Regions from separate parts of the Mus musculus genome. Here region 1 is linked to region 2. Evidence: chromatin contacts called from ENCODE Hi-C data. All regions are on one chromosome and are shown on one strand. The core of a region is the stretch at or near the end of the contact, and the rest is flanking DNA. Distances in the headings are between cores, read along the strand shown. Region 1 holds the start of Klk1b3 (kallikrein 1-related peptidase b3). Region 2 holds the start of Klk1b27 (kallikrein 1-related peptidase b27).

The links. A loop is a pair of places that touch in the nucleus more often than their neighbours do.
Region 1: a loop to region 2 is called in a map of Patski, with 3 times the contacts of the local background. The contact joins the promoter of Klk1b3 here to the promoter of Klk1b27 in region 2. A Hi-C loop is called at or near these places in 3 of 37 maps with a recorded cell type or tissue (CH12.LX, Patski and T-helper 2 cell).

What each region holds. Positions count from the first base shown.
Region 1 is chr7:44,195,857-44,200,183 of GRCm38, reverse strand. Klk1b3 (kallikrein 1-related peptidase b3) reads right to left here and starts at 1,993. Exons shown (of 5, transcript NM_008693.2): 1 at 1,892-1,993. The coding sequence starts at 1,937.
Region 2 is chr7:44,050,345-44,054,213 of GRCm38, reverse strand. It overlaps Klk1b27 (kallikrein 1-related peptidase b27), which reads right to left and starts at 1,924. Exons shown (of 5, transcript NM_020268.3): 1 at 1,828-1,924. The coding sequence starts at 1,873. It also overlaps a transcript of Klk1b21 not described here.

The DNA.
Region 1 (4,327 bases), core at 744-3,243, 150 kb before region 2:
TTGCAGGACACAGTTAATCAGGGGAAATTGTCAGGGGATCCAGGCAAAGGACTTGTATATGGCTGGTCTTGTATATGGTGATCTGTGGGGACAGAAATAATTCTACAATCAGGAATTGGGTATAATGTCAGGCCACTTTATTGTTTTGGACCAAGGGTTGGAAGGGCAATGAGAGAGACAGAGAAAGACAGAGAGAGTGAGAGCGAGAGCGCGCGCGCGCGAGAGAGATTCATTTCATTTTTCCAATGAGAATCCTCTGATTTGGAATTTAGAGTCTCCAAGGCTTGAGAAGAAGTCAGAGCCTTGTCTGGGTTTTGGGAATTCTGGAAAGGGTGAGGTCTCAGGAAACGATTTCAATGAATAAATGAATCCAGGAAAGGGAGCTTGGGGTTGATTTGGGCTTTCTTGGATTGGGTATGAAGTGGCCAGTTGGGATGGGAGAGAATGAAGGTTTATAGATCAAAGGGGCAGGGTTAAGGCTAGGGTGTCTGCTCCTGTTCATGTCTGTGGTGGAGATGACATCTAAGAGGGGTGGGGCTCCCTAATAAAGGAGTTTGAGATGGGACGAGCAGTGAGAATTGGAATTTCTGAGGGTCTGTGACAGACAGGCTCTGCTTCCTGTGGAGGTGGACAAATGATATGGGTATTGGAGATGCTCAGGGTTCTCTTAGAGGCAGCCTCTGGACAGGAGTGGAAACTTAATTAGATCACATCAGACCACTGTGAGGCAGAGAGGAGGACCCAGCTGATATGAGGTACTAGGGTTAGGCATTGGGGTATTTGGGGAGTCCTGCACAGAGTTAGAACTAGAGCTGTGCAGTGGGGCTCCGATGAGAGGAGAGAGGAGCCTGCTGCGCAGGAAGGGAGGCATGAGGGGGAAGAGCAGGCCAAGGCACAGCATTTGGAAACAGAGGAAATCTTGGCAAGCCATGCATAGCCACACTTCTCTGTAACCTCAGTACACAGCAGGCTGAGGCAGAGGGATTGCCATTGACTGAAGTCAAGCCTGGGATACATCATGAGACACTAACTCAGAACTTATTCTCAAGAGCTGGGCAGGAGATGGCTTTGTTGCTACAAGATTGGCCATGTAAGCGTTAGAACCTGTGCTGAAGCTTCCAGAACCCAGGGAAAAAGTCAGGTGTGATGCTGTGTGCCTTTAACCCCAGAGCTGGGGAAGTGGAAACAGGAGGATTTCACCTGAGGCTTGCTGCATAGTCATCATAGCCTAACAGGAACTCCATACAGTGAGAGACGCAGCCCTAGGTGGTGAGTGATTGATGATCACTTGATGTCCACTTCTGGCGTCTACCACCTGACTCCTTCTCCAAAACCAGACTAACCCAAAAAGCCATTGGAAAGGTTCATACACATTTTCCCCACAGGACAAAGGGAACCCATCTTTTGTCACAAGCCAATTTGAGAAGTGATAGTTTTGGTAGAAATTGGGCAACCTAAGATGAGGGGGGCCAGTTGTCATCATGTGTAGAACACAGCTGAAAGATGGCAGCTGGTGAATAGCCAGTGACAATAGTGTGAGATTTAGGCAATCCCTGATTCAGGGGCTGTGTTATGAGGCTCTAGGAAAAACAATGAATTCTAGGGACATCTGATGTCCTAAGATCGGTAAGAGGTTGGGTTCCTTAGAAAGACTGGAGAAGCCCAGAGATGGTCAGCTATCTAAGGAAGAGGTGAAAGTTCTGGAAAGTGGGAGGGAACAAGGGCCTGTCCTGGGAGCAAGAACTGTGAGGGACTTGGCAGTGTACAGGGCCAGAGAGGAGCAGGTGGTGCTCATGATGTAGCTGGGGTGAGGAGAGAGGGGAAAGGGATGGCCAGGGCCAAAGGCAGCAGGAGAGTCAGGGCTGTGATCCCTCCCATTCCCTCATCTCACCAATCCCTCCTAGGGACAGGGCTAGGAACAGGATCAGGAACCACATGGTGACAGGTGTCCAGGAGCTGCAGGCAGTGAGCTTGGAGCTGTTGAGGCACCTCAGGGAGACTTTAAAAACCCTTATACTCCTCCCCTGTCCTGTTGCCACCCAGATGCTGACCAAAGCTATGTTCTTGCTGACAGAGTTGTACTTCCTTCTTGCACCCTCCTGGCTGTGGGAGGGGAGGGCCTCGTTGCACCTGCTGTCCTGTAGGCCTTAGGTCATCCTGGATATCTTCCCAGGGATGCGATTGGGTGGGGTAGGTCCTGCTGTTTCTGGAGCTGTTCGAGTTCTGGGGAACTTAGCCAGGTGACAAGGTCAGGGGCAATGTTGAGTTGGGTTGAAAGGCAGAGGAGCAAGTGATGCCCAACCCACAGCTCTAAGGAAGTTCCTGTACCTCAATACCTAGATTATTCTCAGAAAGTTGCAGTTAGAACAAAATCTTTTCACCAGTGATAGCCAAAATGGGTTCTAGTTCCCTGTAGATACAAACCATTTTTTTGGAATGTCAAAATGCTTGCTTTTCTGGACTTGGAACCCTGGATCACTGGTTTTATTGTTCCTATGAGAAGTTTGGGAGCTGGGTGTAGTGGTTCACACCTTTAATACCAGCATTTTGAAGCCAGAGCCAAGTGGATCTGTGTGATTTTAGGCTCTAGTATTCTGTGATGTAGACCAATCTATCTACATAGTGACTTTCAAGACAGTCAGGGTAATATGTAGAGCTTTCTCAAAACAACCCCCCAAAAATATAATGAGTAGAAGTTATGGTACACATTACCATTGCTTGATTACACATTACCCGCATCCCTGGGAAGATATCCAGGATGACCTAGGGCCTACAGGACAGCAGGTGCAACTCTTTTATTCAAAAGTATGAAAATTCAGGTTATTCCAGTGGAGTGTCACCCACCCTGAACCGTTTTGGGATAACAATGACCTTTCTCTTCCTCATTTCCTAGATCCTGAGCTACATTTTGAGAGTAGAGCAGCCCGGCTTATTTGAGACCCTTTCTCAAGAAACAGCAAACAGAAAATGTCACTTGCCTCCAGAAGCTTCAGGGTTAAGCTTGGTGGCTACATATTTTTGTGCATAACTTTGATCCCAGAACTTAGGTGTTAGGGGCTGGTGGATCTTTGTGAGTTCCAGGTTAGACTGGTACACATAGTGTATTCTGGCTAGTGAAACAACATAGGGAGACTTTGTCTCAAAAGTTAAAACATCAAGAATTCAGCATGGGTTCTGGTACAGAGAAGGAGAAATACCTAGCTTTATACACTTAGTTACTGTTGCAGGTTTCACACCAATCCCCTCTCATTGAGCATTTAGACTATTTCAGTTCTCATGGTAGTTAGCACATTTTACCTGGGTGTATGCATGTGTGTCCTGTAAGCTCCAATATGGGCAAGCTAGTCCTAATATGGGCAACTGAGGGGCTGGTGATCAATTGGCCACCTAGTTCTCCTCTGAGTCCTTGGCCTCTGTGTCCAAGTTCTTCTGAAAACTACACTGTTCTTTGCTCTAAAGTATGAGAGAGGAACCATGCATTCATCCACTTGTGAGTTCATTCATGCACTCCATCTTTTATGTATGTCGTCAAGGATACATAATCATGCTGGAGTGCAGCAGAACCTTTTGGTCCCTATCTGCATAGAATGGATCTCTGGTTGCAGGTGGACAAGGAGTCGGCAAATGAATGACAGATAGATCAACACGAGAGATTGTGTACAATCTGACTGTAATTTTTCAAGTCGAGATCATACTTTTTATATAGAAGAGTGACAAGAAACCAGGCGAGATTCATCCACCGAGTTACAGTGATACAATACAACAGGAATGTATACATCAAAAGAAGGAGGGGACCAGGCCACTGCCACTAAGAAGGGAGCCAGGTGTAATGCTAGTCTATTGTTAAGCCCAACACCAGGGGTTCTTAGTAAATGCCTGATTATGCTGTTTCTTTTGGACTAGTGAAGAAACCTGTCTCAGGGGGATTCCCTAACTCTTTCATGGTAAACCTACCTGTTTGCTAGGCCATTGTGTATTCCCTTGTTTGGGTGAGACTGGCTACTGTCCTAAGTAATCACTCTGCAGACCAGACTTGAGCTATTCCAGCTCCGTTTAGCTATGTCAGAATTCAATCTTTAAAGGCACTTATAATAAAAGAATACTAAAAGAGAGCACGTGGATCCATATACCACACTAACGCGGGGATATGGTATGAGTATACGGGTTATAAGAATGCCAGGGTTCCAGGAAGTTGAGTTTCCTTGAAACTCTTTGCCTTGTGAGTGCTTCCAGGCCTCTTGGCCTGTCAAGCAGACTTTCACTGGAGTGTGCATAGCACTGGAGTGTGAGATAGGTGTACTACATCAGAAGCGGCCAGTGCATGAGA
Region 2 (3,869 bases), core at 675-3,174:
CTCTGGTATGGAATTTAGAGTCTTCAAGGCTTGAGAAGTCGTCACGGTCTTGGCTGGGTTTTGGCAAGTCTTGAAATGTGAGGCCTCAGAAAATTGGATTTGAATGAATAGATGAAACCAGGAAAGGGAGCTAGATGTTGATTTGGGGTTTCTTGGTTTGGGAATGAAGTGGCAGCTGGGATGGAGAGATTGAGGAATTTCCAGGTAAAAGGAGCAGGGTCAAGGCTAGGGCTTGGGCTCCTGTTAGGGTCTGCGGTGGGGATGACATCTAAGAGGGGTGGGGCTCCCTAAGAAAGGATTTTGAGCTGGGACATGCAGTGAGAGAAGGAAATTCTGGGGGTCTGTGAGGTGGGCAGGTGATCTGGGTATTGGATAGGATCAGGGTTCTCTTGGAGGCAGCCCCAAGACAGGAGTGGGACTTTTGGGATAACATTGGAAATGTAATTGAGGAAAATATGTAATAAAAACAAACAAACAAACAAACAAACAAATAAATAAATAAATAAATAAATAAATAAAAGGAATTAAAGCCTCTGGACAGAAGTAAAAACAAGTTAGGCCACTGGGAGGTAGAGAGGAGGATCCCATTATGTAAGGTACAAGGGTTAGATATTGGGGTCTTTGGGGTGTGCTGCACAGAGTGGGAACTAGAGCTGTGCACTGGGCCTTTGATGAGATAGGATAAGAGTCTGCAGCTCAGGGAGTGAGGCATGAGGGGGAAGAGCAGGCCAAGGCACAGCACTTGGAAACAGAGGAAATCTTGGCAAGTCATGCATAGCTGCACTTCTCTGTAACCTCAGTACCCAGCAGGCTGAGGCAGAGGGATTGCCATGGACTGAAGACAAGCCTGGGCTACATCATGAGACACTAACTCAGAACTTATTCCCAAGAGCTGGCCTGGAGATGGCTTGGTTGCTACACGATTGGTCATGCAAGCATTAGGACCTGAGCTGAACCATCCAGAAACCAGGGAAAATGTCAGGTGTGATGCTGTGTGCCTGTAGCCCCAGAGCTGGTTAGGTGGAAACAAGAGGATTCCCTTGAGTTTTGCTGGACAGCCATCTTAGCCTTAACAGAAGTCTCCATTCATTGAGAGACCATGCCAATGTTGTGAGTTATTGATGAAGACACTTGTCAAAGTCTGGTGTCTGTCAACTGACCCCGTGTCAAAAATGAGACTAAATCAAAAAGCCAGTGAGAAGTGACCCGGGCATTCTCTCCACACCAGAAAGGGAGGTGGCTATGGGGGTGGTATAGCATTGCAAATGTAAATGAGCGAAATACCTAATAAAAAATGGAAAAAAAAAAAAAAAAAGAAAGGGAGGGGGAACCCATCTGACCTTACAAGCCAGTTTAAGAGGAAGTTTTGGTAGAAACTGAGCATCTTGGGAAGATGGGGGATCAGTTGTCATCAGGTGGTGAACACAGATGAAGGCTGGCAGCTGCTGGACAGCCTAAGGTTCTATTGGGGGATTTAGGCAAGCCTCCGACACAAGGTTTGGGTTATGAGGCTCTAGGAAAAAGAATGTACTGTAGGGAAATCCAATGTTCTAAGTTTGGTAAGAAGTTAGGTTCTTTAGAAAGACTGGAGAAGCACAGAGATGGTCAGGTGTCTAAGAAAGAGGAGAAAGTTCTGGAAAGTGGGAGTGGACAGGCATCTGTCCTGGGAGCAAGGACTGTGAGGGACCTGGCACTGTGCAGGGCAGAGAAGGAGGAGCAGGTGGTGCTCATGATGTAGCTGGGGTGAGGAGAGAGGGGAAAGGAATGATCAGGGCCAAAGGCAGCAGGAAAGTCAGGGCTGTGACCCCTCCCTTTCCCTCATCTCACCAATCCCTCCTAGGGACAGGGCAAGGAACAGGATCAGGAACCTCATGGTAACAGGTGTCCAGGTTCCACAGGCAGTGAACTTGGAGCTGTTGAGGATCCTCGGGAGACTTTAAAAACGCTCATTCTCCCCATAGCCCCTCCCCTATCCTGTTGCCACCCAGATGCTGACAAAGCACTGCCCTTGCTTACAGATTTGGACTCCCTGCTTCTACCCTCCTGGCTGTGGGAAATGGAGGGCCCTGTTGTACCCTCTGTACAATATGCCCTAGGTCACCCTGGATACCTTCCCAGGGAGGAGATTGTGTAGGGCAGGTCATGCTGTTCCTGGGGCTGTTGGAGTTCCGGGGACCTTAGCCAGATGGCAAGGTCAGGGGCAATGGTGAGTTGGTGTGAAAGGCAGATGGAGGAGCAAGTGATGCCCAACCCACAGCTCTAAGGAAGTTCCTGTACCTCATGTCCAAGATTGTCTTCAGAAAGTTGCAATTAGAACAAGATTTTTTCACCAGTCCAAAACCGCTGCCAGTTCCCTATAGATACAAATCATTTTTTTGAGAATGCTAAAATTCTTGCCTTTTTGCACTTTGAACTCTGTGTCACTGATTTTATTGTTCCTATGAGAAGTTTGGGAGCTGCGTGTAGTGGTTCACACCTTTAACACCAGCACTTTGAAGCCACAGCCAGGTGGATCTGTGTGATTTTAGGGTCTAGTATTCTGTGATGTAGACCAACCTTGTCTACATATTGACTTTCAAGACAGTCAGGGTAATATATACAGCTTTCTCAAAACAAACCAATAAAATAAAATAGAATAAGATAAGATAAAATAAAATAAAATAAACAAATAGAAGTTATGGTGCAGATTACCATGGCCTGATCACACTTTTATTCAAAAGTATGAAATCTCAGGTTATTCCAGGGGAGTGTCACCCACCCTGAATAGAGTTGGGATAACAATGACATTTCACTTCCTCATTTCGTAGATCCTGATCTACATTTTGAGGTTAGCGCAGCCTGGGCCCTGTGAGACCCTTTCTCAAGTAACAGCAACCAGAAAATGTCACTTCCCTCCAGGAGCCTCATTGAGGGTTCAGCTTGGCAGCTGCATATTTTAGTACACACCTTTGATCCCAGAACTTAGGTGTCAGGGGCTGGTGGATCTTGGTGAGGTCCAGGTTAGACTGTGCACATAGTGTACTCAGGCCAGTGAAACAACACAGGGAGACTTTGTCTCAAACGTTAAAACATCAAGAAGTCAGCATGGGTTCTGGTACAGAGAAGGGGAAATACCCAGCCTGTGACACCTACTTACTGTTGCAGGTTTCAGACCCATCCCCTCTCGTTGAGCATCGAGTCTATTTCAGCTCTCATGGCAGTTAGCACATTTGACCTGGGTGTATTCCTGTGTGCCCTGTAAGGTCCAAGAAGACCAGGCTAGCCCTAATCCAGGGTAAGTGAGGAGCTGGTGATCAATTGCCCACCTAGTTCTCTTCTGAGTCCTAGGCCTCTGTGCCCAAGTTCTTCTGAAATCTACACTATTCTTTGCTCTAAAGGACAAGAGAGGAAGCACGCGTTCATCCACTTGTGAGTACATCCATGCACTTGATCTTTTTGTACGTCTTCAAGCATACATAATCATGCTGGAATTTGAGATAGGTGTACTGCACCGGAAGAGTCCAGTGCATGAGAATGGAAAGAGTTGAAGTGGTGCTGGTGATGAACTTCAAATAGCATCCACAGGGAAGTGGTTGTAGATGAGAGGGGGATATGGAAAGGAGGAAAAGGATGAAGGTTTGTATGCATTGAGAGAGGGGAGAAATGATCCAGGTCCCTGAATGTTTCCCTCCCCAGCTGTCCTGCTCTGTTCCTGGGAGGAGGACTGAAATTTTGTCCTACGTGGCTGGTCCCTCATGTCCATCTTCCTGGAAACTTGTTGGTGTTCAGTGTAATGGATATGTGATTATCTACGTGCACCGAGTATACACTGGATTCATTTGCCTCTGGATTGACTGAAGGGGGCATAAATGTTCCAATGTTGAACAAAT